Regions from separate parts of the Mus musculus genome. Here region 1 is linked to region 2. A link is a loop called in an ENCODE intact Hi-C map of the cell type or tissue named here. Cell type or tissue: left cerebral cortex. All regions are shown on one strand. Links, peaks and the distances in the headings refer to the core of each region. The heading gives the core; the rest is flanking DNA.

What was found. Hi-C counts contacts between places; a loop is a spot of excess contacts. Peaks named below come from ENCODE experiments on the same cell type or tissue, not always from the same donor. Only the 100,000 strongest peaks of a DNase experiment are listed, where the experiment ranks them.
Region 1: it touches region 2 in a loop (9-fold over the local background); 3 of 42 quality-filtered maps call a loop at or near these places.

Annotation. Positions count from the first base shown.
Region 1 is chr5:34,185,023-34,200,728 of GRCm38, reverse strand. Zfyve28 (zinc finger, FYVE domain containing 28) reads left to right here. Exons shown (of 13, transcript NM_001015039.1): 9 at 985-1,136; 10 at 1,834-1,950; 11 at 3,143-3,247; 12 at 4,049-4,152; 13 at 4,629-5,835. The coding sequence ends at 4,760. Mxd4 (Max dimerization protein 4) reads left to right here and starts at 13,019. Exons shown (of 6, transcript NM_010753.2): 1 at 13,019-13,219; 2 at 13,301-13,400. The coding sequence starts at 13,156. In left cerebral cortex, for the core only: no CTCF peak of the experiment used is centred there; DNase peaks (open chromatin) are centred at 5,200 and 5,663; H3K27ac peaks cover 1,751 bases.
Region 2 is chr5:34,267,997-34,283,702 of GRCm38, reverse strand. All of the region lies in intron 1 of Zfyve28 (zinc finger, FYVE domain containing 28), which reads left to right. Among named protein-coding and RNA genes, the nearest start is that of Zfyve28, 12 kb to the left of the region's middle. In left cerebral cortex, for the core only: no CTCF peak of the experiment used is centred there; DNase peaks (open chromatin) are centred at 6,760 and 7,225; H3K27ac peaks cover 2,041 bases.

The DNA of each region.
Region 1 (15,706 bases), core at 4,666-7,165, 82 kb after region 2:
CTCTTCATCTCGAGTTCCTGTGCCTCCACTTTTGTGTCTTACAGGGACACTTGTGTTTGGACTTAGGACCTTCTGAATAATTCAGGATAATCTCAGTACCAGACCCGTCATTTGATTACATTGGAAAAGATCTGCTTTCCAGTAATGTTCCCCTCACAGACTCAGGGGGTCAGGTGTGCACACATTTCAGAGTCCGTGTTCTGCTCCCACAGATGGTGTGAGAGGTGAAAGGTCTTCATAGCAGTTGGGGGATTATGCTAAATGAGGATGCAAGGTGGAGATGTTCAAGCTCTCATAAATGTTGCATCAGTCTCCCTGGAAGGGCGAGTGCAGCGAAGTAGCAATCAAAGGCTAGAGCAAGGCAGGACTGGATCAGGGTCTGTCAAGACCATTGGTTTTTAAAATGGACACACTGATGTATTTACGTGATGGGAAACAGCATATCCAGGCAACTCAGCTCCTTGGAGGAGAACTTGTGGACCGACTTGCCCTGACCCATTGCCCTCAGGCCTCAGAGGCCCTCTGTTACTTGGTTTTTGTCAATTTGACCCAAACCTAGCCTAGATGTTTGGGAAGAGGAAATCTTAATTGAGAAAACACATCTGTAAACCTGGCCTGTCAGCAAGTATGTGGGGCATTTTATTAACTAGTAATTGATGTGGAAAGGCCAAGAACACTGAGTGTTGCCAGTCCTGGACAGGTGGGCCTGGATTGCATAAGAAAGGAGGCTGAGAAGGCTACAAAAAGCAAGCAGTGTTCCTCCATGGCCTCTGATTCAGACCTTGGCTCTAGGTTCCTGCCTTGCGTTCCTGTCCTGGCTTCCTGCTGGGATGGAGAGTCTTGAGAGTTGTAATCTGAAATAAACCCTTTCTTCCCCGAGTTGCTTTTAGTCATGATGTTTATCATTGCCATGGAAACCCTAAGTGAGACAGGTTCCTAGTGGTTACCCCTACTCACCCACCCTGCCTCTCCTCTCTGCATCAGCTCCACGGTTGGTTCCTGCTCCTTAGACAACACCAGGTTGGATGTGGCCACTGCTGCCATGCCTGTCACCCCCATGGCCACCAGAGAGAAGATCCGGTCCAGGTTCCATGGCAGCCATGACCTGATCCACCGCCTGTTTGTCTGCATTTCAGGTGCGTGATCTAGACCTAGGACATGGAGGACAAGCAGTGTGTGTGCCTTGGGAGAGAAAGAACAGTGGGACTGTCCCAGCTTTCTCTGGCTGAAGTGGAGCGCAGTGTGGTCTGAAGAGCAAGTCTAGGGTGGGGCTAGCTCTGTCCTGCAGGGAGGAAGGGGTTTCCTCTAGGGGTGACTGGGAGTGGTGGGCTGGAGTAATGGGCAGGTGAGCAAAACAGCCAGGCCCTGGACACCACCTCGGAATGGGGTTCACACTGGGATTCATGGCTATGCAGAGTCTGCTTTGTGACCCTGAAGTCAAAAGTTACTCAAGCCAGTGTAGTATGGGGTACTGGAAGAATGTGGACATATCTGGATTTCCTTGTTTCTATGATGTTAACCGGTACTGCCGTGGCACAGTGTTATGGGGGCCTCTGTGAGTCTCTCTTGGTAATCACCACAGTTTAGTTGTGGCTGTGAACCCTGAATAAGTTATATATCAGGGAGCAACAAGGGTAGGGTTAGGTAAGAAGCTTTCATCCTTTCCTATCTCTTGATCCCCAAGTTTATACTTATGTCAAAGAGTCCCCTCCCCGAGGGTTGGCATTTGCTGATCCATGAACGCTGGCTGATCCTACACAGCATGTGACAGTGTGGTCTCTCAGTGTGGTTGGCTCACCCCAGTCTCCTGTCTTCCTGCCACTTTTCTATCAGGTGTAGCAGACCAGCTACAGACGAACTATGCTAGCGACCTGAGAAGTATTCTCAAAACACTGTTTGAGGTCATGGCCACCAAGCCAGAAACAGATGACAAAGAGAAGCTAAAGAAGGGTGAGTAGACTTGCAGGGCAGACTCTGGGGCTCATGCCAGCCACCATGTATAGAAAAACCACACCAAGGCAACCACACACCCCAGTTTGGTTTGCCGAACCAAACGTGCCGGGTTGTTGATTTGGGGAGATGAGTATAGCCTGGGAAAGTGGCTCTCCATGCCACTTTGCAGGTAGGTCTCTGGCCTGGTTCTTGCATAGGCCATCCAACATTTTACTTCAGACAGAGGTTGGGAGCTTGCTTTCCATCTTAGACTAGAACAGATGACTAGATGAGTTAGTTATAGTTACCTGTCAAAATATTCAGAGCCCAGCCCAGTGCAAGTGAAAAAGAGGGGAATGGCCCCATCTCTCTAGGAGAGGGTAGCTACACCCACTCTCTCAGCTGCCTCATATTCATATACATTCAGCTCATTGAAGGCACACATTTGCTCTCATATTTACACATACATGTACATGCTTTCACGTGCCTGCATACCTTATACACAAACAGGTAAATAGATATTTGGCAAGGAAGGTGTTTACCCTCTGTCCCTATAGGGTCCCTGGTAGGAAATCGCACCTAGACACCGTCTCTGACCCCTGGTGCTAGTTTGAAGTACTTGTTTGGGGAGAGAGCTATATCTTCACACAAGAGCTTCTGCCTGTGAGGTATCTGGGTGTATGGAATAGCCCAGCTAGTCCTGGAAGTCTGGCCTAACAGGGAATATCCTTGTTGGTGAGGAGTAACTTCTGAATTATCCAGCTCTGCCGCCTGGCCAGACTCTGACTGGCAATCCAGGCAGGGCTGCCTCTGGAAACCATGAGTCAAGTTGGAGATGAGGACAGGCATGTTGGCTATATTCTGGGCAGGGCTCTCAGGTGCCAGGGCTTTAAATCCCTGCTTTGGGAACCATAGGCTAGGAAATTTTACCAGTCAGTGCAGGGGCCTCAGGGCTAGATGGTCATTAAGAGGAACTACCAAGTGCCCCCAGGGTCCACCACACTATACAAAGAATGAAGTCTTTGATAGGGAGAACCTTGCCAGCATTGGCATCTTACCTACTGAGGTGACTTGTTCTGTGTGCTGAGAGATGACTGGGGGGCTTGTAGGGAGCTGGAAAATCGGGGGACACCCAAGTGCTTGCTAAGGACAATCAGTTGCATCTACTGCATTGCCTACCACACCCCAGTGGTTCCCCTCTCTTTTTCAGTAACTCAGACCCTGCGGAGTGCAGCCTTGGAGGACTGTGCACTGTGCCAGGAGACTGTGTCATCCTCAGAACTGGCAGCCAAGACCCGAGATGGGGACTTTGAAGGTATGTGCGAAGCTGTGGTGTGAAGCTGGCATGCTGTCTGCTGAGCAGAAGGAGCCACTCTGTGCATTTCATCTGCACATCCAGGCCATCTGGAGGCACAGCTTTCCATAGGCAAAGGCTGCCCACTCTACCTCCTCCTTAGTACTAGGTATGCACAGCCCCTTTACTGCTGTCAAGCCTTGAGCCTGGCGATTAGCAGCTCAGCCTAGTAGGTCCAAGCTCTAGGAAGGGGAGCAAGGACTGACTGTGGTTACAAGTGACTGATCTGGCCAATATCCAATACCCTAGTATGTCACCTGCACTGAAAGAGTCTCACATAGCAGCCTTAGGACACTCTGGGACATTAATGGGGTTTTTGAGGGATGCAGAAGCCTTCCTTGTGAGGAGGGGGCTTCAGAGAGATCACATGGAGGCTGTCCAGAGTGGGCTGGAAGCTGGGCCCCTTGGATAGCAAAGGAAGGGAATCCTGGCCTGTTTGGGAATACTGCGGTGCATCCATGGGATCTTGATTAGTGTCTCACTAGACGGCTAGACAGAGTGACCAGAGACGGCAAGGTCTTAGGAAATACTGATTGATTCTGCCATACATCCTGAGTCCAGACGACCTGGTCTCAGGTCTGCAACTGGGGTGTGCCTCTGTCTACCAACCTTGTCACTAGACACTGGTGTGACTGACAAGCCTAGAACGAGACCAGAAGAGTAGGATGAGAGGTGTTTATCCACCAGCCAGGCCTCACCCCCTCCCTACCCCCAGCTCAGACTGTTCTCCATGTCTGCTATTCGCTGCTCTTGTTGTGACAGACCCTCCTGAGTGGGTGCCAGATGAGGCCTGTGGCTTCTGCACCTCCTGTAAAGCTCCCTTCACCGTCATCCGCAGGAAGCACCACTGTCGCAGCTGTGGTAAGGTAGGTGGGGCCCTTCTGGCCCTCTGCATCTCTGGAGTTATATGGGGACTGTCCCCAAGTACAGCAACAGGGTTTAGAAGTTAAGAGCTGATGTCCTGGGAACTCAGTCATGTTTTTGCGGTCCTTGCGTTAGAGCCTGGGTCTAGGTTCTGAGCTCCACTCTGACTCCACGTCTTAGGCTATTCCTAAGGTACAATCCTGGTCTCTCCAAGGTGAGAACAGGAAAGGGCAGGGGTTTGAGAAGGAGTCTGCAGTAGCTATGGTGGAGGGCCTACTTACTTTCAAGAAGCCTGATCTACTGGGCAAGCTCCACCCAGCGTTTCCTGAAAACTCCAATTCCATAGACTGCAAGGTCTGGGCCAGGCAGACTCGTGCCCGTAATTTTCCTGCCTGTTTTGGGTGGGAGAGCTGTGTGAAGGGGCTGACAGAGGCCCTGTCTGCTCACTGCCCTCTATCTATCCCTCCTTGGCTTCCAGATCTTCTGTTCCCGCTGCTCATCCCACTCGGCGCCGCTTCCGCGCTACGGACAGGTGAAGCCCGTCCGTGTGTGTACACACTGCTACATGTTCCACGTCACACCCTTCTACAGTGACAAGACGGGCATGTGATGCTGTGCCTGGCATGTCCCAGCTGAGCAGGCTGTCTAGAGTCCTATCCAGGGTCTCCGGGAAGGAGGTGCTGTGCCTGCTGTGTGCCCTGTCCAGGCTGTGCTGCAGGAGGGCCTCATTTCATCTCATCATGCCACAGCTGCTGCAGGCCTGACCAGGTTCCAGAAGGCCCAGAGTCTCTGTCTACTACTCTCCTTTGCCTCTCCACTGTGGAGACACCAGTCCTGGCATGGGCCAATGAGAGGTCAGCTTTATTCAGAGGAGGGACCCAGGGATGCCCAGTTGCTGCTTCCAGGTCTAGTTACTTGGTTAGGCAGGGTTGAACTTTCTTCTCTTGCCCATCTACAGCATTTTGCTCCAGCTGTGCATAGCAAGGCAGGAGAGGGCCAATTCTGTGTGTTCTCTTCTGTAGCCAAGAATCTGGAAACAGAAGCCAGGGGGTGTTGGGCCTCAACATCATAGCAGAACTCCCTGCCTGTTCACCACACTCCTCATCCCCTAGATGAGGAACCTCCCCGCCTCAGAACCTCCTCAACAACATACATCTCATTTCCTTTTGAAGGGGGGAATGTAGGAAGCAGACATAGTGGTCTCCAGGGGAAGTAAGCATGCTCTTGGCATCTACGCCATTGCCACTTGCTGGTGGAGCAGGGGCTGACCACTCACTGATATTGTAGGCTGAGCTCTCAGGTGTTTGGCCTGGACCCATCAGGCAGCTTAGCTACTATTCCCTTCTTCCACTGCACCCGCTGGGACTCTAACCCACTTCCTCAGACCTCAGTGCGGCCTAGACAGGCTGAGATGCACAGACACCTCCTCAGGCTTCAATCTCAGGCTTCACGTTGCAATGATGATTACAGTTTTATTTTTAGAGAGATGACACACCTACTGCTTCTTTTATAGGATAAAATCCAACCGCTGCTCAGCAGTGGAAGACACAAAATGCACAAAAATGGCTTCTGTGTGGGGGAGGTGGGGAGAGTGTATAACAGAGGGAATATTATGTATTGAGATGATTTTTATTTTCTAAATGCTGTAATTCAAAACCATTTCCATAAATCTATTTAAGGATTGCACACGCTCTGGCGTCTTCTATGAACACCGAGTCCTTGACTTTGTTGTGTAGGTGATGGTGTTGGTGCTGATGTGGCTTTTCTTCTGGAAGACTGAGGCATCTGTGCCTTAGGGACCATTGGACAGCAGAACTTGTCCTCCTGTCAACACTCGTGAGGGGTTGGCTATTCTCAGCCCCTGTAAACCTATCCTCCATCTTGGAATGATGTCTGGTTCCCTAGCTGCTGTCAGGTGTCTGACTCCCAGCTGTTGCAGCTAAGATGCCTGTGCTAGGAGGAGGGGCTCAGCAGGTGCCTCTGGCCACTCCCCACTGGTGACAATGGATAGAGAAGAGAGACTGTGACAGACAGCAATGACTATCATACCTTTTTTTTTTTTTTGGTTGATGTTTTAAAGTGAGGTTCCCTCTGAGTTGAACAAGCCCAGGGAGTATTAGAAAGGAGAGTCCAGCTAGGTTGGTGACTCTCACTTCCCAAGGTTAGACTCCATCATTCTGCCAACCTGGGCAGAATGCAGAAAAATTACTTTTTCCTAACTTGTCTCCATCCTGTGTCTGTGTCACTGGCTAGAAAGCTGTACCACAGTGACCTTTTGAGCTTTTGGAGAAGGCTTTCTGCTGCTACCGACCAGGAAGTTGGGCCCTGCAGGAGCCCACATGGAATATACCATAGTGCTCATCTCTATCTTTACAGGCATTTATTTTCCAGACATGAAATGTGGTGTCCTTCTCTTCTGCCGTGTCAGAGGGAGAAGGGAGCGAATGTCAGAACAGTGTGTGTGTGTGTGTGTGTGTACTTTGCCCATGTGATCTGCTCATGAGTAGCCTTCTGAGGCAGCTTTGACCTACCTTTGTGAGTTGAGTAAGGGGCACTGCTCCATGATCTGTTTTCTTATAAGGCCTGGGGCCATAGATGCCTTTCAGTGAAGATGATCAACTGTCCCATTCATCTATGATGAAGGAATTTTGGCCCTTCTATGATAAACTTTGATATCTGGTCACTCTACTCTTCTATGGCGCTATCCCAACACCAAGATCCATGCCAGGATTAAGACACTTCAAGAAGGCTCTGGAAGCCAGGCAATGGTGGTAGTGTGTGCCTTTAATCCAGAGGTAGGAGGATCACTGTGAATTCAAGGCCAACTTGGTCTACAGAGCAAGTTCCAGAATAGAATAGTCAGGGCTACACATTAAAACCCTGTCTCAAAAACAACAATAATAACAACAACAACAACAACACACACACACACACACACACACACAAAAGAAGGCTCTAGAAGCCACATCTATAGTTATGGTTTGCATCTAGGAAATCTAGAGACACGGAGCCTGCTCAGAGATCTAGGTATGGAATCAGCTCTCTTGAGCTAGCCTCAGGACCTCCTTCAGGCTGCCCTTCCTGAGCTTAGTTTCCCTGCTATCACCATCACTGTTGTCCCAGGGTTTTATATGCCCTTGATACTCTCCACGGCCATCCTTCAAGAGAGCAGGATCCCCTGTCATGGATAGGGAAACTGAAGCTCATGAAGGTCACACAGCAGCTGAGCTTGAGCTGCGGGCCTCAAGGAGAATCCATCAAGAGGTAGACGCAGAAGTGGCCAGTGAAGTGAAAAACTCGAGAACCGATCCGAGCAAGTTGTGCTGGTATCCATCCTTGGAATTTGGGGGTTGTGCCAGCTTATGACAACCTCACTACATTTGGCAGCTGGCAGCAGGGTTCTCACTGGTCTCCGGCTACTCTCATAGCCCTGGGAAGGGACCCTCAGCCATCTCCAAAATTCCTACCTCAGATTGCAGTGGCATGCAGGAGCCCACAGGAACTCAGGGATCACACTGCCTACAGCTCTGCCTAGGAGAACCTGGCAAGCTGAGGATGGGTCTAGAGCACAGGTTGCTATGCCTGGTCTTGGGTGATAGCATGGGGAGAAGGAAGAGGAAACCACCTCTAGGTTCATGTCTGGTGTATTAGCTACTTTTCTGTTGCTATGATAAAACACCATGACCGAGTCAGATTACAGAAGACAGTTGATTTGGGCTTAAGGGTTCCAGAGGAATGAATCCATCATGGTGTGGAAGAATGGCGGAAATGACAGGCATGGTGTCAGGACAGAACTCCAAAGGCGTACATCCTTTATCACAGTATGAAGGAGAGAGAGAGAGAGAGAGAGAGAGAGAGAGAGAGAGAGAGAGAGAGAGAGAGAGAGAATTGGACATGAGTCAAGACTATAAACTTCCAAAGCCCACCTCAGTAACATACAAGGCTACACACAAGACCTTCCCACACAATGCCACCATCTAGGGACCAAGTGTTCACACATCTGAGACTGTAGGGGACAGTCTCATTTAAATCACTGTAGAGTCCCACTTTGTCACCTCCATAGGGGACTACTCAGTGCCCACTGAAATGCTTATAGGGAGTTCCACCTGTGCACGTGAGATTTTAGAGGTTGCTTTGATGCATAGGCCCCTTGCTTGAAGCTCATTTGAATAACTAACTTGTCTTCCATCCCTATCTGCCTACTCCAAGGAGCCCAGGGTAGCCCTGGATGGAAGGCAGCAAGGAGCCCAGGGTAGCCCTGGATGGAAGGCAGCATGGTATTTCCACTGCATTCTCAGCTGAGTTCTAGGCTGAGTGGAGAAAAAGTAGCCATAAGTCAGACATATAGTGACCCTGGGGCATGTGGCAGGACATGGGACTCTGAAGGACTTTTGGTGTCCTGTGGTTAGGATGGCTCTTGCGGCCACGTGAAGCATGAATTTGAAGTCTGATTTTCCTCTCCTTTCTCTGTCCTTGACCAGCCAGAATTCTAGTTCAGCCCCTAGTTGCCACCAGGGGGCAGTTCATGCCTCTTCAGGGGTGTGTGTGTGTGTGTGTGTGTGTGTGTGTGTGTGTGTGTGTGTGTGTTCCCATGCAGGAGTCTGTAACTGGCACCCTAATTCCAGACAGAATCCCAACACGGATAGATCTAGTAGCCATGCGTAGTTTTCAAGATCCTGAAGATGGGTGCAGGGCCCAGAGGGGTCTATAGCTGGCACAGTAATAGCAGAGAGCAAGGAAGACATGTCCTGGAAGCTCTGGGAGGCCAGGAGGAAGAGTCCAGGCTAGAACTGGGTACTTTTCACAGGTAGGGTTTGGGAGGAGCTAACTGCACCCTTGATTAAGAGGTTCTATGGCCTCTATGGGCCAGGTGCTGTTAGGATGTGCAGAGGAAGCTGGAGGAGGTAATAAGGACCCCAAGTCCCTATTCATGCCATCTCTTCCTCCAAAGCCTGTGATTCCTCCCAGGCACACAGGAAGCCTTGTTTGATAGCAGTGCTGACTCCCATCCGTCGCACACACAGAGCAGAGCACAGCCCCTCTGGTTCATGTCTGACCTCCAAGAAGGAGGACCCCACAGTGATATGTGTCCAGGGACAGACCCTCCACTCCACAAATCATTCACAGATACAATGAACTGATTTATTTTTAAATTTAAAAATAATATTGACATTATATTAGTTTCTATAGACAGTTGATTACATCTTGATATATTTTGGTTTTTCTTGTTTTCCTTTTGTATTCTGAACACAGTGTTTTCTTGTATGTCAAACTTTCTGGAAGGCCTCCAAGTGCTTGGAGACCAGGCCTGGTGCTTGTGACTGGCCAGCCTGGCAGCCTCAGCTCCACCCCAGATTCTGACCGGTTGTGGCTGGGTAAGCCTGCCCCTATGGGCTCCATTTCATCATGGGCGTGGCCAGGGCTTTGCAGTGCTTCCTAGGAGTGCTGTACATAATCCTTCTGTTACCCAGGCGCTGCCACTACCTAGGGTTTGTCATACACCCATCAGTGTGTCACTAAACCCCTACGAAAGCTAGGGGTTGTCATTCTTGTTTTATAGTTAGGGAAACTGAGGCTTAGAGAGCCTACCCGTCATAGCCATACAAGACTCCAGAATGGCTCTCAGGGAGGGACTCAAACGGAACCTCTATATAGTCTTCCCTGCTGTAGGCACACAACGGGCCTGTGTGTGCAGGTAGTAGAGGCTTCTGGAGGACTGAGCTCACTGTGACTTTCCATGCTGAGCCTGCCATCCTACAGATCCAGACCTCTCCTGGAGGAGCCACCTACTGAGGTTGTGAGGAGAGTCAGGTGTGACTGCAGGATTCTGACAAGTGGACAAGGACATAAGCAAACAAGGATGCTAGGGTTGTGGCCTGATGGCTCTGGGTGTCTACTACAATGACCGAAGTGGCCAAAGGTGCAAGGAGAGGAAGCAGGGTCAAGGTCAGGTAATCAGAGGGGGAGGGGGAGGGGGGAGTAGGCCTCACCAACATTTCTACTCTGGCTGTGTGGCACACGCCCTGGTCCTAAGAAGCCTGGGAAATGTTGCCATACCTGGACAGGAAAGTATAAGGGTACTGTCTACTGTAAAACTGCTGATCCTGGTCCCAGAGAAAGGAAGCCAGGACTGAGTAAGTGGGAAAAGACCTAAGAGCAGCCTTCTAGTAGTTTCTCATCACTGTGTTTGTGTGTGTGTGTGTGTGTGTGTGTGTGTGTGTGTGTGTGTGTGGTGGTGGTGGTGGTGGTGGTGGTGGTGGTGGTGGTGGTAAAGCGGCCCTTTCTCATACTGGACCCAAAGCTCTTTGGTCAATTCTCCAAATGTCCCAGAAATGGGTGCTAGAGCCTCATTCCTAGTCAGAGAAACAGAGGTAGGAAGGCCAGTTAGGGAAAGGCCAGGCAGATCAAAGACCTGTTATCCCTGGTCATCTACCCAAACTCGGGGAGGCTCTATGTCCTTTCTCCTGGGTCATGCTGAATTTACCATTTGTGAGGGAAGATGGCACTGAGGACTTGGGCCAATGCAGTGGCAAGATGGAGGTGTCTTCCTTCTTACCACCTTGGACTCCACAGTTTCCAATTGGGAAAGTCTGGGCTCTGTCTATACAAGGCACTAGCTTTCTCTGGATGGGCCTGGCATGTCACAGTGACCTTTGATGAGGAAGGTGGTCTTGGTTGGCCAGCCTGATGCCTCCTTTCCCCAGATCTTGGGAACTTTGGGACACAGATGCACACAGGCACTGCTGGTGCCCCTGCCCCATCTGAAGGCCATGGGTGGAGAGACCCCTCTGGTCTAAAGGGGACAAACTTGCCCTTTGTACTTGCAAGCCACTTCCTGTTCTGAGCAGAGGCTTCCAGATCTCCCCTGGGAAGCCAGCTCATTCTGCAGCCTCCTTGAGCAGCAGGCTTGCTGTCCTGCCCCTGGGACTTCTCTAGAGCTGACTTTTACCTATCAGGTCACCACTACCCACTCCTCCCAGCGTTCACATGCTCTTGGAGAGGGAGAGCACTTCTGGCACAGGAAAGTGCTTTGTCTTGGATGCAGCTGGTGGGAGCTAGTGTCCCCAGTTGAGATTAAAAATTTCCAAGGCTAGGAGGCTATTCTTGTGCTCCACTTCAACACACCACAGCATCCCATCCCAGTAGGAGGAGGGAGCAGGCTGGGGAGGTCAGGCTTGCCTTAGCACTTAGAGGCAACTCACCAGCCTGCCAAAGCAAAGGTGCACCCTTCAAAATGCTGGGCCCGCATGCTAAGCTCAGGGGCCCAAAGCTCAGCATTGAGCATGGGCCTCAATGCTCCAGAAAGATGGACACCCTTCTCCTTTACAGCTCTGGACAGCCCTGGCCCTGGAGTGATTGTGGGCTTGGTCAGAGAGGCACTTCAACCAATACTAAGGAGTTCTTTCAGTGTCTATACAGGACTGTTTATGACCGCATGAGGTTCCTCTTTTGTTTTTTTCAGGGCGCCATCAGAGCACCTGTTATTCTTAATCCTGCCCCACAGGTCAGACATCTGTGGCTCACACCCAGGCTGGGAGGGAGGTGGTTCTGGTTTCCACATTCCCAGATTGTTAACAGCTCTGGGTGTGGGAGCAGTAATCTCCATCTTTCTATTTCAAGGGGACACTGCAAGTTTCCTTATCTGCATATTGGGCATATGGAGAGCCACAAGGAAGTGTGCACAATGCATCCACCTTGGTCCTAAAGTAAATTCAATGCTAATAATCTTTGTTGTTTGCTACAGTACCTTCCTTCCATTTTAAGAGCTGCTATCTAGCCACCTTATTTCCCACAGAACTCTCCAGCCTGCTATTTTGTCCTCAACCTAATAACAGAGAGAGGATCAAGGGGTGGGAGAGGATGGATACAGAGGATGGTGTTAGGGCATCTTGAGCTGTCTGTCCCCCATGCATCTATAGGCCAGCATGAGGGCCTCGGGTCATTAGGGCCAGGAGTTTGCTGAAGAGTTCACCCTCTTGTCACCATAGCCTGGCTCTTGGCACGGCTCTACCCTCAGACCAAGCACCGCAAACAGACACTCACGGATCCCTCTTGCTCAGTAGTGTCAGTAGCTCTTGGTGCCTCTCCCTTAACCCTGGTGGCCTTCCTTTTTACTCCTGATGGCTGATCCTGCCTACTTTGGGTCTGACATCTGAGAGGCTTTTAGATTCCAATGGTCTGCGTCCCTGTCTCCAAGTTTTAGCCTTCCCTGAAGCCAATATTCCTGCCAGAGACAGGTGTCCTTTGCTGTTCTTTAGCGAGATCCCAGCGCCCGCCCCTATCAGGCCCCAAGCCTGGTCCTCCACCGAGACTATGGTACCAACTGACTCCGGGCAACAGGTCGTTGCGCACGACATGCATGGGCACGACAAAGCGCCAGGGCGCGTGTCCGCAGCGCATCCTGCCTGGTGTCTCCCGAGACACGGTCCACGTCCTCCTGGCCCCCGCGTAGGCCGGGCAGCAGTCCCACCACACAGTGCTTCCTCTCGGCAACCGGTCCTGCCCGGGCGTCCTCATTGGCCCCACGCCCTGTCACTGGCCATTGGTCCGCGGACTCAATTTACATAGACCGTTCTGGCCCAATCGGCGTGCAATGCCTACTTAACATGCACGATGGCCGCCAGTCAGCGAGCACTGGGGCTGGGCCACCACGTGCTGTTGCTAAGCTTGGGCTTCTAAATTGTTACTACTGGAGCCAGCCTATCCTAGCCAAGCTTCGCATCTGTCAACATTCTCAGCTCTGCCCGAGGCGTTCGGCCAGTCCCTATTGGGCAAGGCTAGACAAGAACCCGCCCCCTAAGCCGGAGCGCCCACACCTATTGGCTGCGTCGACTGCTGCTCGACTTATGTGTCAATTTGAGGGCCTGAGGCAGAGGGTGGCGGCCCAGCGCTGGAGTCCGCGAGTCGGGCTGGTGTGCCGCCAGGCGCGGGGCGTGCGGCGAGCAGAGCCGGCAGGAGCGCGCCGGGCAGCCGCCGCCGCCGCCGTCCCGTGCGCGGGCGGCAGGATGGAGCTGAACTCTCTGCTGCTGCTGTTGGAGGCGGCCGAGTACCTGGAGCGTAGGGACCGAGGTAGCCCGCGCCCCTTTGTGCCAGGGTGGGCGGGCGGCGGGCGGGCGCAGGGGGCCGCTGACCGCACCGTCTGTCCCGCAGAGGCCGAGCACGGCTACGCCTCCGTGCTGCCCTTCGACGGCGACTTCGCAAGGAAGAAAACAAAGACGGCCGGCCTGGTGCGCAAGGCCCCGAACAACAGGTACCGCCCCCAACCCCCACCTCCCACCCCCGCGCGCTGTGCCAAGCCAGCTCGGGTCGGCCCCACCCGAGTGTCCCCGTCCTCTCTGCGTCCCCAGTACAGTCCTGCGCGCACCCGGGCGGCCGGCCTGGAGGAGGTGCCGGCCCCGCCCGCGCGTCGCCATCTTCCCGCGGCCGCGCCTCCCCGCCGCCGTAAACAGTGCCACGCGTACAGCGGCCGCGCTCGCCGAGGGCCGTTCTGGACTTTTCCAGACCGGAGAGGAGTTGTCAGTTGGTGCCGACCGCTACTCCCTAGTTTGGGCCTAATTGGGGACTCCTCCCTCCCTTGCACTTCTCGGAGCTGGCTTTGCTCTTAGACCCAGCACCTTATCCCCAGGAGCCTGGACAGAGACCTCTCTCTGGCTACTTAAGCGTCCTGCGCAGCTTATTGACAAGGAAACTCCAACCACAAGCATAGGGCTGGCTTTGTCGCGAAGAGCTGCAGGGAGCTATTTCTCTCAAAAGTTCCAGGGCTCAACTACACTGTTTGCCTTGGCCTTGTGTTTGGAGGAAGCCCTGAAGCTGAGGTTTAGGTATGGCTAGGACTGCTAAAGGTTCCACCTTCCTGGCTGCAGTGGGATCCAGGGCACACCTGACACTGTCTAGGGGCTAACTTTGGCCCAGCTACTCCTGTGTGGTCAGTCTGAGAGCTTCCTTAGCAGGCTGGGGGCTTCAGGGCCCCTTGGCAGAGGGTGCGGCTCATTCCTGTGGCCTGTCTGTTCTTGGGAAACAGAGAGGCTGGCACAAGGACCCATTTCTGTGGTGTCCTAGGCCTGGCAAAGAACAGGTTGAATTACCAACGGCCTGAGTCCCAGCCCCTGGTCTCTTGCTTTGAACAGTTTGCAGAAGGACTTAAGTGTGTTGGAGGCCTCACTGCCCCAAGCTTCCACAGTGAGATGGCCTGGACCCGGCTTCTGTCTGCCCTAAACCCCAGGTTTGGGAGCTCAGCTTCCTGTGGCATGGAGTACCCACAGCTGATAGGAATGGTAGCATTCCTGAGCTGAGGCCCTTGAATGCTTCTGCCATATACACAAGTAAGAATCTGACCCAGCCTTGTAAATGAAGCCTTATTTTGACCTCCATTTTACAACCGAGGAAGCCAAGGCATAGACAGATTCAGTTACTTGGGTAGGGCTGCTTAACCACCCTGTTCCTGGATGAGGTCCTAGCCTTCCATCTTCTTCTGGGATGGGGAGAACTGGGTGCAAGGGGCAGGGGATGCAAAGGGCCTCTCTGACTGGACTTGGGTGCACCTCCCCTGAAGCTTCCTTGGACAGAGTGTACTCCTTCAAGACCTGAAGCCTTAGGGTGGCAGACACAGCCCTCCCCTCCCCAGTCACTGCTCAGAGGCTATTCTCAGCCAGCTCAGTTGAGAAGCTGGGATTTCAGATGTGGCAGGGCAGTTCTGAACCTTCTGTGTCCTGGCAAAATGAAGGACAGGCCCTGGTATAGCAGGCTAGGGTGAGTGATGGCTAGGTCTCTAATGGCAGTGACTCCATGGGAGGGTGCCTTTAGGGTCAAGTACTTTGAGAATATAAGCAGAAGGGTCAGATCAAGGTGGTGCCCAGGCAGCATCTGACACAACGATGGCCTCTCCTCAGGCACAATACCCCCCCTCCCCCCACGGGATCTCTGGACTCCGAAAGAGTTCCAAGAAAGGCCAACACACATGCTGCTAGAGTGGCCCTGTAGTCCAGGGATTGGGAGCTGGCAAGACAAGTAGTATCCTCTGGTGCAGGAGGTGAGGGGACTCCTCAATACTTAAGGTTCCTGCTGACCCTAGCCTGCTACATAAACTAGCAGACCTGTAGACCCAGTCAGGCTGCCATTTAGAGAACTGAAAGACAGGTTCTCCAGAGGACATCAAGGGGTTTCTGCACTGCCTTCTTGGCTCTGGTTGGCCTGTGGAGGGATTCTGAGGCTCTGGCCCAGCCTGAGTGACTAGCAGCAGGTTTTGGAAGAGTTGAGGAATCCAGGGCCAGAGGGAACATAGGTGAGCTAGTACCCTGATGGTGTCAAAGAATGATGGGCCAGGCAGAGTGTACACATTTTTTGGTAAAAGATCCCAGATCCAGGCTCTTAGAGCAGCAGAGGAAAGGACAGGTGGGCAACAGCAGAGCACAGGGAGGGCCTTGGTCTGGGTGTGTCCTGATCTTTCTGCTCTTAAGTGCAGCAGTCCGGGGACCTAGAAGCCTGTGTTGGTCTGTGACATTCCCTTAGATTGAGAGTCACTTGGAAACCTGAGTGTTCAGAACCTGTGGTCTGGGT
Region 2 (15,706 bases), core at 5,986-8,485:
TTGCACAACAAACTCTTTACCTACCACCGTATTCTGTCGCCTTAGTTGGTCAGGGTCCAGATCCACAGTCAGGAACCTTTCAAGTTCTTACTCTTCACAGCCCACCCTACCACAGACCATCCTATTGGCTGCCTTCCATTCACCAGCTATCTCCTTACATGTCCCACCCCACCCCATGCTTCTTGACTAATAGCCAACCCGTGTGTTACCTGGAAGCGCAGGGGTAGGTGGAGGCAAGTCTGGAGTTGGGGCAGAGGGTAGTGGTTCCCAACACCTGCCTTCATCTCCCACCCCTTCCAGAGCCTTTCTTCAGGCTCAGCATTCTCAGGCTGTTGTAGGGTGGGCTAGGGAGCTTAAAGTGGCTTCTTAGGCCTCCTCTGCAGCAGGGCTCCCAGCAGGAAGCCGCTCTCACTTCCCAGGCCGTCCTGTGGTTTCTGTAGTAGGGAGTGTGGGGCCTCACAGCTCCTGTGAATCTGCAGGGTGAGGGGAGGCAGGACCAGTATTGGTTTCTGAGGGACTTTGTCAGTGCCTGGGCTCCATTGCCCAGCAGAGCAGCAGACTTACTGGAAATGTGTGGTACGATTTCTGTTAAATGGGCGAGTCACAGCTGGAAGTCCTAAGCTCCACTTAATTGATATTTGGAGATGGCGTCCAGGAAGGTCGCGTGGGGGAAGGGAGGCAGGGCTGTGCACACTGCCCCGCACTGTATGGGGCAGTGGTTACATTCATTCAGCCTGTGGAGGAGAGATGGTGTTTAAGATGACTTTAGTGCCTGCACTGAGAACTACTAGGACAGCAGCGATGCTTCTCATAATAGGACAGAGATGTACACCTAAGAGCCCACCCGTGTAGCATATTTCTGCCTTGTTGGAACTGATAGCTACATGGAGCCGGTGTGTTCTGTGCCCTGCAGGGGTGAGGGACAATGAACTAAACCCCAGCTCAAAGAGAAACAGATGCTTAGGATTCTGGGGATTATAAGGTTTTTCTCTCATTTTAAGTTGTCCCGAGTCTTTGTTCTGGCCAAGGCTTCTGTGACTGTAATAGCACTGGGTCCAGAGACGAGGCAGCAGGGGCTTTCCTCACTAGGGCCTGAGTGGGGATCCTTTGCCTGTCCTTCCCAGCTCTGTGCCTTAGTTTCCCTAGCTGTCAGGTGGAGGTGTTGGGACCTGCTATACAGAGTTGTTGGGAGTAAAGGCCCATGATAATGGTAGCTCAGCCCCAATTGCTGCCAGTGTCAGTATTCTCATGGGCAGGATAAGAGGGTGTGGCCTCATTGCAGCAGCCTCAGAGGCCATGAGGGACTTCAGCTGCTTCTGTCAGGTCCTTGTGAGGCTGAAAGAGTCTCCACAGTTGTACACTGCCCTGCCCTTTTCCCCCCATAGTGCTGAGAGCAGACCTTGGTGCAGGTTAAGACAGGGATCCTGAGGGACTTAACCATGGGGACCTGTGGCACATGAGAGCCACACTGCCCATCCATTTTCTGAGGGTGAGAGTGCTGGCTGCCAAGTATTGTTGTATTGTCCTATTGTCCAGGCACCGCCATCCTGTTATAGGGATGGCTAGGACTGAATGGCAGCCACCAAGACAGCAATGGGGCCATCTTGTCAAGCTTGGCCCCAAGTCTCTTAAGTCATCCTCCAATGGCTTGTGTCCCTTGCTCCGTGGCTGGAGGCTCAGGGTCCCAGGGTAGGACCCCAGAGCCACAGGGTGGCAGATCTCAAGGGGGAAGGAGTCTGGTATAAGTGATAGCTTGGGACTTAGCTTCTTTCCATTTCACCAGTCTCTGGTTGGCCATGCTAGGTAGGTGGGAAAGACAGACTCCTGTTGAAACACAGAGGTTTGGGATGTTATTGTTGTTGTTAACATCTAAGTCCCAAGCTATCACTTATACCAGACTCCTTACCTCTTGAGATCTGGACTTCATGCTTACAAATGATGTCTTGGAAAGGACAGGTGAGCTTGATGCAGCTTCACAGCCATGTTGAGGCAGAGCTGAGGCCTGTCAGACCTCAGAGTGGAAACAGAAACCATCCATGTCCTTTGCATGTCAGCAGAGTCCCATTTTCTGCAGGAAGGAAGTGTGGCTGTTGTCAGCTCTTAAATGGATCCCATTTGGTGAGACAATTACTTTTGTGCTTTCCACAGTTGGGTTGCAAAGAAACTTAGATATTGATGGGCAGTCCAAGTTTTTAAAGGGGAAAGAAAAAAATGAATAGTTCCCCCCCCCCCCAGTGATCTGAATAGATTAGGGAGTAGTAGAATGGATGGAGCATTTCCTATGATGGTAATTTATGTAGAGCCATGTGAGCTGATGAATGGGTGGGTTCCCCTTACTGTATTTGAAGCTCTTCCATTTCTCATTGTTTTCATGCAGGGTGGAGGCAGGGGGGTGCCAGGGAGTGGAGGTTCTCTCAGCTCCATGTGGCCAGTGCTGTGTCTCTGCCATGGTGAGTTTCTCTAGCTGAGCCCCCGCTCCGCTCTGCTTGCCAACCAGACAGGGTGCTGCACTTTTTTCTCAGGGAGTTGGGAGGCAGTAACCGTCAGCGAGTGAGAGTGTTCGGGTTATTTTTAGGACTATTACGACTAAGAAACCATCTATGATCACGATTAACTGCATAAATGCCAGTTAGACTCTTATACAAACCACATCCATGTTCTTAGCAGTGTTATGAATAGAACATAGCCAAAAGGTAGGGACAGGTCAAGTATATGTCAACAGGCTAGTGTGGGTCCCTGGGACTGAACTCAGGTCATCCGGGTTGGTAGACAGGACATTTTATCACATAGCCATCTTGCTTACCCTGTAGCTTTTGGTTTTTTTTTTTTTTTTTTTTTCAAGACGGGGTTTCTCTGTGTAGCCCTGGCTGTCCTGGAACTCACTCTGTAGACTAGGCTGGCCTCGAACTCAGAAATCCACCTGCCTCTGCCTCCTAAGTGCTGGGATTAAAGGTGTGCACCACCACTGCCCGGCTTTTTTAAAGATTTATTTTATTTATATAAGTACACTGTGGATGTCTTCAGACACACCAGAAGAGGGCATCAGATCCTATTACAGATGGTTGTGAGGCACCATGTAGTTGCTGGAATTTGAACTCAGGACCTCTGGAAGAGCAGCCAGTGCTCTTAACCACTGAGCCATCTCTCCAGCCCCCTGTAGCACTTTTTGAGGCTAATAGATAGCCAAGGTAAAGGTATTCAGAGTCTTGGTTCTTGAGGTGCTAGCTGTTCTGGTTTTCCAGCTGCCATCCACTCATCTGGAAACGATCCCTGCCATCCTTGATGGGAGCAGGTCACTGTAGCAACTCGGAGGAGGATCCCTGCTGATCTGCTCTTTCTGCTTGGGCAGCTCTGGCTCTTTACCTAGGGCTTCTAAAAGATGCAAGTGCATTGATGATGTGTCTTGGATTGATTGTTGTGGGTTAATTCCACTACAGCCACACACATAAGTTGCTCAGCTGAGTGTAGCTTAGCTCATTTGCAGTTTGTCAGCAAGTAGGGTGGGAATGGAGGGTGCTGGCTCCCTAGGAAATCTGGGAGTTGTTCAGTCTTGTGGGCCTGACCCGGAGGGACAGGGTAAGCCTCATATAGGTGGCCCTTTAGCTGGGATGGTGGAAGGACAGACAGCAGTCAGCAGAATGAAGGCAAAGGGAGCCTTACTGCAGGGAGCACCTGAGATGTAGGTGGGTCTAGCTGAATTGTTCTCTGTGTCCAGAGCACTGGGGATGAAGTGGGGACCACAGAGACATCAGCTCAGCTTTTGAGGATCATTCAAGCCTTAACGGTGAAAAGAGCAGGACTGGCAGTTGGGGACACGGTGATGTTAGTGCAGGGACAGCTGGTGGCTCCTGATGGATGGGAAGCCTGGGCAGGGCTGAGTGGGGTCTAAATGGGAAAGAGAGAGCTAGGGACACTGTTTGTAGAATGGGAGGCATGGAGGAGCTGGTTGGTAGGACCGGAGTTGGATTTTGGACTGGCATGTTTGAGGGGCCAGGCGTAGATGTTACAGATGGGCAGCCACACCACAAATGGTCTGAAATGTGAGGAAAAAACACAGGACAGGTAGAGGTTTTTCAATTTCAAATGCTTTGACCCCATTTCTATCCTACCATCCAAAAGTAAGGGGGAAGAGGTGGTAAATAGGACAGTGAGTGTGTGTGGGGTGTAGACTTATTTAGAAGTAGTTTTGGGGGGGCAATTCCAGTCTCTGTTGTCGGGATACCAGCAGTGCAGTTCTGTAGTGTCACCAAACTCAAATAAGCAGTGGCAGCATGATCCGACTGAAACAGCCAGGCCTCCACCAAATCCGAGTGAGTCAGCAGAGCGACCAGAACCAGCGGGAATGCCAGAAGTTCTCTGCCGCTGTGCCTCTCTCATCAGCGAAGGAGAGAGAGACCAACAAAGCATTGCAAGGGTAGCTGTGCAAGCGTGGCATGGCTGTCCTGGGTCCTGCTTATACTCTCTCCAAACATCACCGTGTCCTCTCAGCAACGCGTCACTTGAGTCTGCTTCAGGAGAGCATCACATGACACAACTAGAAGTTTCCACTTCAGACAGGTCCTAAGTACTGACTGAGCTGGCAGGAGAGAAGGTTAGTCCTCTAGATCCAGGAGTGAGAGCCAGCTAAAGCCCAAGGCTGGTGACATTGGTTGGGCGTGTGTGTCCTATGGAAGCTTCGGCTGGGCAGGATAGTGGAGCTGGGCCATGGAGGACCATGGAGGCTGGTAAGATGGCTTCTGAGCAGCATTCTATGGTTTCTCATTCTGCAGGAAGCTCAATTGAGATTCCCCCACCGCCCACCTCCAGCACTTGACATGGAGCCCAGGACCTGTGTGTACAAGCTGGGGTGCAGTCCACTGCAGAGCTATACTCCAAGCACTGGAGGTCTTCTGAAGGGAGATTGTGGGTAGCAGAACAAAGGTGGCATTGCACATCCCAGGCTCAGCATGGACATCACATAGCACAGCATCATTGTGATGACAGCGTCACTGTGGTGGCACTCACGGGACCAGTCACCAAAATGTGTGTACACAGAAATATCCTGGGAAGCACTTAGAGTGTTGGCTTAGGCTGAGAGATGGGAGGTTAGCATTGGGCAGCCCTTTCAGAGTGTGTCAAATGGGATTTCAGGAGAACAGAATGGAGGTGGAAGTGCTTTAGCTTGTGACTGGGAGTTTCTTGAGGCAAGTGATGGAGTTTGGGAAGCCCAAGTCCCAGATGGGGAAGTGGTACCAAGCAGGTCTATGAGTGAGACTGTGGGTTAGACTCAGCAGCTTCATCGGAGACGAGGCTTATGAGACTTACAGTTTTGGAGGTTTAAGTCTGTGCTGGTTAGTTTTTGTCAGCTTGACACAATCTAGGGTAATGTGGGAAGAGGGAACTTCAAATGAGAAAATGTCCCCATCAGATTGGCTTGGGAGGTATTTCCTGTTGTGAGAGGGTCCAGCCCGTTGTGGGTGGAGTCATCCTGGGCAGATGGTGCTGGGTTGTTTAAGAAGCAATCTGAGCAGGCCAGTGAGCAGTGTTTCTCCATGGCTTCGCTTTCAGTTCCTGCCTTAACTTCTCTGGGTGATGGATTATAAGCTGTAATGTGAAATAAACTCTCATTTTACCAAGCTGCCTTTGGTTATAGTGTAGAACTAAATCAATATACGATAGCCCCATTGGTTTAGCTGCTGCTGAGAGCTGTGACTGACAGGCAGTGTGTGTGTGTGTGTGTGTGTGTGTGTGTGTGTGAACTTTCATTGCCAATCATGAAGTCAGAGGGGCTACTATGTGTAGGCTTAGATTTTTCAAAAACCACTTTATTAAGGGTTCAACCTCCTAGCCCACCATCTACCAGAGGTAGTGGAAAAGAAAGCTTACAAAGGAACTGGGGTTGTGGACCTGTTTAGAAATAGTTCTTTGGGCTCTTCCAATCTTCGTGGTCAGCAGTCCAGTTCACTAGGCAATCACCACTCAGGAAAAGCAGTGGCCAGTTCGATCCAGAAGAAACTATGAGACACTGTTACTAGACCCGAGTCCTTGGAAGCAGGAGGAAGCCGCTGGAATATGGCTAGAAGTTCTTTGGTGAGTGAAGTCACAATGAAGATTAGCAACACAATGTAAGGCAAACCAATACAAAAGCCTTGTCAGCGAAGACTTGTGAGGCAATGCCAGAGCCATGTCCAACTGTCTGAGGGGTCATATTTATATTCATTCTAAACATCATGTGTCCTCTCACCCGTGTCTGCTTTAGCAAAGCATCCTTTTATCTGTCTGCCCCAGCCAAAAAAAAAAAAAAATCATATGACATAACTGAGTTTTCAAAGAAACCAGGAATTTCTACTTCAACTCTCCTGTCAGTGGTCCCAGTGACTTAAGAACCTCCCACCTAGTCCCTCCTCTTAAAGGTCTCATCTCCCAAGTTTTCAGTTTCCGTGGATGCTTAGAGGACACTGCCGTACCTTAACCCTCACATTGCAGAACACAGAGATCTAAGGAGCCAGAGGGAAAAATACTGAGCTGGTAACAGTCTGTCTCCACTTGTGTTAACAGCTGGTTTGAGTAAACACTGGAGGCCCAGAAGTCCGGGGACGAGATCTTTTTGGGCTAGAGGAATAGAGTCCTGGTCTCAGCTAAGCTGTAGTTTTGAAAGAAGACTGGGATGGAAGACAGTTTTAGATGAAGATAAAAAAGTAACCACCCCCAAAATCCTTGCTGAAAAAGCCCTGGAAAGTAGTCTGCAAAAGAAATCAAAGTCAGAAGGAAGGAGTGGGAGGCACGAAGTGCTGGTGGGCAGGGATGCCTGAGTGCACGTGGGCACAACCAAATGGCAGTCGCTGTGTGGAGTGATGGGAGCCTTGCGTCTCAAGAAGGAGATGAAGGCCTGATGGGTTGGAGCAGCTGTGGGATGTCTAAGATGGCTGACTGCAGGCCATGATTTTATTGTATGAATTAAGGTAGGGCAAAGACTGGGATAATGGGTCTTGTAACTTCTGGAGGGACGGAGATGAGAGCAGGAAGATGCCATCAACTGAAGCATTGAGGAGGGGACAGGGCAGAAAAGCAAGTACAGTGAATCAGAAGCAGCAGCAGTGGACGAACCACACATGCATTGGCTGTTGGAGATGTGAGCAAAGCTAGCCCACCTGACCAGACTCCTGGATGGCGTTTCAAAATCCAACCGTGAGCCGTAGGCTGCACCTGATCCCTGGGATCTACAGAGCGGTGGGAAGAGAGGAAATGACTTGCTTGTCATTTCCCTAAGTGAGGGAGTGAGTCTTTGTTAGTGTTGGGAAGCTGCCTGCCTGCTCTGGAGCCTGGCAGTCTGGTGCACATGTGCGTGTGTGTCTGTGTGGTCACTGGCCTTCTGGGAGAGCTGGCTCTGGGAAGGAGGTTGGCCCGCAGGACATTTGCTGAAGCCTTTCGGAAGGAAGGGAAGGAGGCAAGATTGGGAATAGTGAAAGCTGGGCTTCAGTGCAGGCTTAAGCTGACCCAGTAGTTTCTGGAAGCTGAAATGACTCTTCAGGGTAGCCCACAGCTGGACCAGGCTTCTCTACTTTTGATTGACAGGTTTCAGATGGGGCTACCATGCAGGAGCCTTTCCCTAACTGTGGATGGGTGGGGGGTATTGGCTACAGTGCTAGAAATACTAGTTTGTAGTGTTGGTTACAACATTAGAAGCTCTGGGGAACAAGGTTTTTGGTGTAGACATGCTCTGCACAAGCATTTCAGGGTCACCTGTCCTTGTCACTGCTGGAATACTCTGATATTGGCCTCACTGCCTCTTGCGTCAGCTTGAAGCTGCTGGGAAGGCCAGGTTGACCTCACACCTAGCAGAAGTTGATCAGATTAGCTAATTCAGCACGGCAAATCTCGAATAAGCATCCCTTCCTTCTGCCTGAATCTGCGTTTGGAGAGAGATGGCCACATCTAGCTCTTGGTGGCGACTCCGTACTCAGAGCTGACTCTTGATGTGACCGCGGGACTTTTTGCTCCATTGGGTGCCTGTTATTTTGTGGTCTTGAGAACTGTCTCAGCATTGTGAGCAGGCATCAGGAATAGCTACACTTTCCAAGGCTGATGCGATTCTGACAGTTGGTCTTCTCTGTGCAGGTTTCTTTCCCAGCTCTGGATATAAACCCAAGGATTCTGTAATTGCTGTGAGGGCTTCTTGCTAATGGCTAAACCATGGTTTGGGTTCTATGGAAGATAGATGAGGTTAGACACGTCCACATTCGTTGCAGGGGTCCAGGAACTGTTCTGGACTCCCCGAGGTCTCAGTTTCTTCTGCTGCAAGGTGACAGCCAGATTCCCTGTGCTTTGAACCAAACCCAGAGGCTCCCAGAAGACCCAAGGCCTACCCTCTACTCCAGCAGCTGGGCACTGGCCCCTGGGAGCAGGCGGCTTTGTGCTAAAACTGTTCTCCGAGTCTCAGGCCAGGGCTCTGGGCTGGGTAGACTGGGACTGCGTCTCGTGGGTCAGATGGAGCCCTTAGAGGACACCAGTCCCTCTGATGCCTGAACTTTTGGATGTGCTTGTGGGTACCAGGGAGGCTTTGAGTGGTTTCTCAGTAGTGGGAATGGTAAGGCCCTAGCTCTTGAGTGTCTCCACAAAGCCTTCTCTAGATGGCCCCCAAGCCAGGTCAGGGATCCTACAGCCCTTGGGGGACCTCTCTCAGCACTGACAGGACTTCTGTTATGGATTAAGGGTGTATGACTACATGTGGCAGGTTTTATAATTTGTTGTTGTTGTTTTTGTTTTTGACTTCTAGCCTTCATCCCAGCACAGCCTTCAGCAGTGCTGGCGCTGGCTGGCTGATACCATCTGCCCGCTTGCTCCCTTTCCACGTTGCTTGCTTGTTGTCTTCCTGTGGCTATTTTCCATCAGGCCCACAGGTCCCTCTATAAAACATCGTCAAAGAGGCTATCTTTCTGATAGTGGCTCTGGCTTGAGAACTTCATTTGTTGGGTTTCTCTTTGTCGCTGGTGTTATTGATTATGTCTCAATGACAGCCCTTCAGAATCTTCCGGATCAGAAGCACGGCTGTGTTTGTACTGTATATGTAATAGTTGGGGGGTTCCAGGTTGGAGCTGGAGTGACCATATCTGAGTGAAGAGGGGAATTTCAAGCTGACTGGGAGTGCTGGATTCTTCCCAGCTCTGCACAGATGGTGTTTCACACTGAGAGGCTACATAATTTCATCCACTTCTTGGAAGGAAGATAGCTTTTCACAGCTGAGTGAAGTTGTAACGTTCATGGGAAAGTTAGCCATCATGGTGGCCAGCCATATCCTTGGCACTGGGTGTCTGTACTGTGCCACCACCATGGGGGGCGGGGATGCTGAGCGATCTGCAGAGCAGAGAAGAGTGTGCAGCTCCTGGTGTCTTGCTGGGTGTCAGCATGAGGACACTGACTCAAACCCTGTGCTGTGTGGTGACCATTCATATGCCAGGAGTCCACATGGACCCAGAAACCAAGGCTCCTGTCTTGGGACTACGAGCTGGCTTGCAAGCATTCTCCTTTGTTAGGAGATGTGGTGTCTTTAGGACACCAGGTGCAGAGAGCCGTCACATCGAATGGTGTCTGACTCTGCTCACACCCACCTCGGACAAGAAACTCAGTGGCTTGAGGGGTCCTGGTACCACAACTGAGTCACCCCTGCCCTTCCCGCCTAGCCTTGTGAAGTCCTTTGAGCCAGGTCCTAGAAGGCCTGACAGGCTCCTGGGGTCTGAGCAGAGCAGTGCAGCTGCATCTGGTTTAACAGTGGTCCTCAGATCTTCCCCTCCCCTCCAATCCCTGGAGACCCTGATGGAAGGTTGCTGTATGGAAGCTGAAGCCGTGGAACTGTGGCTGCTAACCGGGTGTCTCTCGGTTAGTGGGATTTCCCCAGTTAATTGGGAAGGTCCTGAAGTTACAAGTGTCAGGTGATAGTCAGGGAAGTGAGAGAAGATGGGGGTCAGAGGGAGGTGGGACAGTGGAGGGCCAGAGAGGCACCGTTGCGTGCTGTGAGTGTAAGTGGAGGCTGTTGTGTGCTGGGCCCAGATCTGGGGCACGAGAAAGCCCAGGGCTGCCTTGCTGCTCTCTCGTCTTCTGCACAGGAGACATTATGCTCCACTGTTCTCAGGCACAGGGTTTGCCGCAGTTGATTAACAGCAGCTGCTGGAGTTAGCTCTGCCTCCAGAGATACACTAGGGTTCACGAGTTCATGGAGCCCTGCTCAGGACAGTAAGAAACCAGAAGTCCCAGGTGTCCCTCAGGTCATGGCTGATGGACCATGGAGTGTCCACTCTGGGGCTGGGCTGTGGTATGAGTCACAGTGGAGCAGGGTGTGAACAAGTCTCAGCAGCATCATGCTAAGTGCAAAACACCAGCCTCAAAATACCACATACGCATGACACCCTTTTTATAGAGTTAAAAACAACCAAAAATACATTTTAGGATGACATATGGCAACAACCAAGCTGTCTGGAGGGGCCAGAAGAGCTGGGCTCAGGTGAAGTCTGTGTTGTAAGGTGGGGTGGACATGACCGAGCGAGTTCCAACATTTGTATGTTGGCCGATGGACTCAGGCCCCGGTCTGAAATAACCTTTGTAACCTTTAATGTTTTTGCAGAGTTGAAAAAGAGTATCTTCAGCCTGTGCAGCCTCCCTTCCAGGGAGTTCCCAGGCCAGGGATTTAAAAATAATTGTTGTCCACAGCACTGTGAGAGAAACAGCAAGCTTTTTGGAGAGTAAAACTATCTATAATTAGCCAGAGGCGCAAGTGTTGTTTGACTGGTGGTCAGCTATGCTGAGGTGACCTGATAGTCCGCGTCCCTCCCCAAGCTGTATGTCCAATGCCAAGGAACTGTAGGAAACCCTGAGTGCGTTGTGCTGAGCATCAGTGTGGGCCTCTGGGTGCCCTGAACTGAATTGCTAGGGGAGTCCTTTGGGTGCCCCAAGTCAAGGGACTCCCAGTCTCTGCACATGAGAAAGAACTGACTGGCTCTAATCAATGAGATGTCTTTGGTGGTGAGAAAGACACAACCCGTGGTCCTTTTAGTGGGAGCTCTGTAAATTTGCTTCCTTCCAAGGCAGAAGCAAAAGAGCTTTTTTCTTTTTTCTTTTTTTTTTTTTTCTGAATATAGAAAGGCATAAAATCTCTTTTCTCGGAACGTCAGGATCGATCTAGTGGGCCCATTTATCCACATTTGTGAGTTCTTCCTCCAGCCGGGGTGTGTGATGCGTGACTCTCATTGAGCTGATGGGTCAAAGTGCCAGTGATGTCAGTTTAAGTACTGGGTAAGGGGAATGCCAGGTGGGCGTTTTGACAAAATTATTAAGAAACCTGATGTCGTTCCCCTCCATAACAGTTATGTGAAGAGTTCAGGGAAGGGAAGAAAGCTATAAATGATGCACTGTGAGCTGTGGGTTTTAGCTGTATTAAAATAATTTTAGGTGATGTGTGATGCTGCACACCTGTAATTCCAGCTTACTGGGAGGATGAGGTGGGTGGATTCTCCAGTTTGAGGCCAGCTTGGACTAGGGAGCAGGGTCCTGTCTCAAAAACATTTTCCTTTTAGATGCATGAGCCAGTAAGACACAGAAAGATGGTCTCATTAAGAGCCCTAAACTTGGGGCTGGAGGGCTGGAGGGCTGGAGGGCTGGAGGGCTGGAGGGCTGGAGGGCTGGAGGGCTGGAGGGCTTGGCTGCTCTTCCAGAGGGCTGGATTCTCAGCACCCACGTGCCTGCTCTCTGTAACTGTCTGTAACCACGCCAGTCCCAGAGGATCTAGTGCCCTCTTCTGGCCCCTTTCGGCTCTGCATGTGCGGTACACAGAGATACATACAGGCAAAGCACCCATACACATAAAATACAATTTTAAAAGGCCTAAGTTTATTTTCTTTCTTTCTTTTTTTGTTTTTGTTTTTTTTGTTTTTGTTGTTTGTTTGTTTTGAGACAGGGTTTCTCTGTGTATCCCTGGCTTCCTGGAACTCACTCTGTAGACCAGGCTGGTCTTGAACTCAGAAATCTGCCTGCCTCTGCCTCCCAAGTGCTGGGATTAAAGGGGTGCGCCACCACTGCCTGGCCTAAGTTTATTTTCTTCAACTCTAAAAGACAAACCTGTCCTGACCAGTTTTGTAAACGTTGAGTTTAAATTGTCTTTTTCCTAAATGATTACACCCACTGTACATAAGGATTAAAAGAGACTGGTGTAACTGTCTTGTCTGTTTCCTACCTCTTGGTTCATGTCTGTTTCTGCTGTAACATGGAGTTTACTTGGTTACTGGATTTCTGATGGGTCTGGGAAGTGATTGCCTGGTGCTGCTTATTTACAGGGAAGGCGGGAGGTACCAGGTGCACCCACACTGAGTTCTTCCAGTGGGCTGTAAAGGAGGCGGCTTCTCCAGGCTGCACCTTCACAGGGAGAGTCAGGTTTCCTGTCTAGGACTTCTTTGTCATCGTCATTGCTGCCACTGCCTCCTCCTCCTCTTCCTCCTCTTCCTCCTTCAAAAACCCTCAGAGTTGGAGAGTTGCTCAGTGGTGAAAGGCACTTGCTGTTGTTGCAGGGCTGAGCTTAGATTCCCACTATCCACACGGGCAGCTCATAGCTACCTGCAATGCTAGCTCCAGAGGACCTGATGCACTCTCCTATGTGGGCATCCACACATGGACACCCATACACACGTGGCATACAATCACACAGATACACATAACACATAAATAAAAACAAGGAAATAAATCTTCAAAAAGTAAAATCCAGGTATCATAAAATTTACTTCTTTTTCTTCTTTCTCCTTTTTTTTTCTTCCTTCACTCTTCTTTTTTCTGTGCTAGGAATTAGAGGCAGGGTGCTATGTGCTCTGGCAAGTGTCCTACCACTGAGCTACACTTGAGCTTCAAATTGATCACTTTAAAGTGAGCAATTCAGGCTGGTGAGATGGCTCAGTGGTTAAGAGCAATGACTGCTCGTCTGAAGGTTCTGAGTTCAAATCCCAGCAGCTACATAGTGGCTCACAACCATCCATAATGAGATCTGATGCTATCTTCTGGTGTGTCTAAAGGCAGCTACAGTGTACTTACATATAATAATAAGTAGATCTTAAAAAAATAAAGTGAGCAATTCAAGCATTTAGTATAGTTGCAGCATGTAGCTGCTCCCCTTTATCTAGTTCTCCACATTGCATCTTCCCAAAAGGAGGCTTTGTATTGGTTATGCAGCCTCTCTGGCCACCTTGGACCTTCCTGAGTTTTCTAGGAGCTGCAGTGAGGAACAGTCAGAAAGAGGGTGTTAGTGTTTGATGACTTGTCACAGCACCAGGGGTGAACGGCTCAGGACAGAAGGGAGCAGGACCTGTCTCACCTGACCCATCAGTACCAGGAGCCACTGTGTAACTTTGACCAGAACTTGGTCTTTCTGTTCCTCCCTTTCCACCCCATCAATGACGTCAGTTTCAGCACCTCGGACCATGAATAGGTGCCTGGGGAACCGAGCCAAGTGTGCAGATCTGCTGTTGCTTCCAGAAATGCGAAGCGTTGTGATGGGAAATAGACCCAACACTGAAGAAAAACACTCTGTTTGTCTGTAAAGAAGCTAAAGACACAGCACACTTGAGAGTCTTAGATACAGCGGGAGGACCGCTGCTTGCACTAAGATAAGGACAGACCCCGGGGAAACGTCATATCACCCGAGGAGGGGGAAATGATGGCAGTTTGTGCATCTTGAGCTTGCACAGAGAGCTGAGCTCGTGGGGCAGGGCAGATCATGGGGTGCAAGAACCACATGTTAAAACTGGCCCCTGAAATTCCACACTCTAGCTCTCTTGTATGTGATGACATTTTAGGTCCCGCTTCATCACGTTGTGGCTCGGTACTCTCCTCTTAGCCATGCAGTGCGTCTGGTTCAGTATTCACCGGGAACTGGCACTGTCTCCAGCAGGGCGTAGAGAGCAGAGAAAGAAGGCAGCATGTTAGGTTGCTGCTGAGGGAGGGAGGGGCACACTAGAGGCATGTTGGAGGGAGCCTCACATGTGCCATCACCTGGTATCGGGTTCTGCCAGCTACCTGGGTGAGTGAGCCTGGACATGGTTTCTCTTCAGTAGATTCTCACAGAGCAGAGAGCGTGAGCATGTGGTACCTGGCATCTGACCCACAGAGCTGTGCCCTAATAAAATGGGTCATGTCGAGTGGCAAGGTGGGTGGCAGTTTGTTACTTGGCAGACAAAATATTCAGGATGACAGATGGACTGACTTCTCCTGGGGTAGCAAGCCCTTCCCGTCAGGGAACTGCCCACGGCCCATTCACCTGGGCAGTGAAGAGAGAGGAGCAGTTGCCATAGACGTGGGTAGGAAAAAAGCAGACGCTAAGCACGTTCCACTCTCCATTGCTCTTCTCCTTGTGGTGGCCGCTTGACATAGCTGGACAGACGGAGGAGGGGTTTGTGGTGGAGAGGATTCAGTCCCAGAGTTTCTTGGTCCCATGTGGTTGGGTATAGTTTCATGGTGGCAAAAGATATGGTGGAGTCTGTGATGTAATTTCATATCCAAACCTTATCAGAGTCTTTTCTTCCCTCCCTCTTCTGATTCCTTCTTTCCTTTCTTATGACAGTACCTGGTGACAAGATCTGTAGCCCAGCCAGCATGGGCCCTGGGAGGCCACATCCACAGATGCTAAAGCAAGTAGGTTGGCCTTGAACTCACTATGTAGCTAAGGGTGATCTTGAACTTCTGCTCTACCTTCACCTCCCAGTGTTGGGATTATAGGCACACACTGTCTGTCCTGGCTTATGCAGTGCTGGGGTTTGAACTCAGGGCCTTGTGCAAGCATTCCAACTGAACTACGTCCACAGTACTCCACAGCAGGCTCCTAAACACCTGGCTTGCCTGTATAACTGTGGAGTCCTTCGGAGCTTGGATTCAAGTCAGTGAACGACAGAATGAATGTACAGGGTTTTTACTGCCTTAGGAAGTCATTAAAATGGACAACTTGGGCTGGTGAGAAGGCTCAGTGGGTAAGAGCACCTGACTGCTCTTCCGACGGTCCAGAGTTCAAATCCCAGCAACCACATGGTGGCTCACAACCATCGGTAATGAGGTCTGATTCCCTCTTCTGGAGTGTCTGAAGACAGCTACAGTGTATTTACATATAATCAACAAATAAATCTTTAAAAAAAAAAAAGGACAACTCCTGGCCCAGAGAGGGCAGGGCCCAGAGCGATCAGGGCCAGAGCAAGAGAGAGAAAGGGAAGGGGGAAAAATGGACAACTCCATAGAGACACAGGGCACAGAGGTTGCAAAGGGCTGGTAGGAGCAGGGGGATGAGGAGTCACTTTAATGAAACTGTTTCATTTTAGGATGGAGACAGGTTGGGCAGGGTGTTAGACAATGGTGTGAACTGCTCAACAGTGAACTGCATGCTTAAAGATAGTTTAAATGGCAGGCCTTGCTTTTTTTACTCACTGCTATGACGAAAGAGAAGGTTGAACTTAGTGATAGTTGACCCTAGACAAAAACAGTAACTCTTTCTGGCTTTGTAGCTCCCGTAGCAGTGGAGGTGTGCCCAATAACAGTGCTGTGGCCTTGCCTTCTTTAGGGACTGAATACAAGTCTTTTTTTTTTTTAAAGAGATAATGACAGGAGGCGCACTTTTGCCTCCGTCCCACCTGGGAGCACCCCAGAGCATGGGAAGACATGATGAATCTGCTGAACATTGGCTGAGGGAGCTTCAGGCAGCTTACACCCC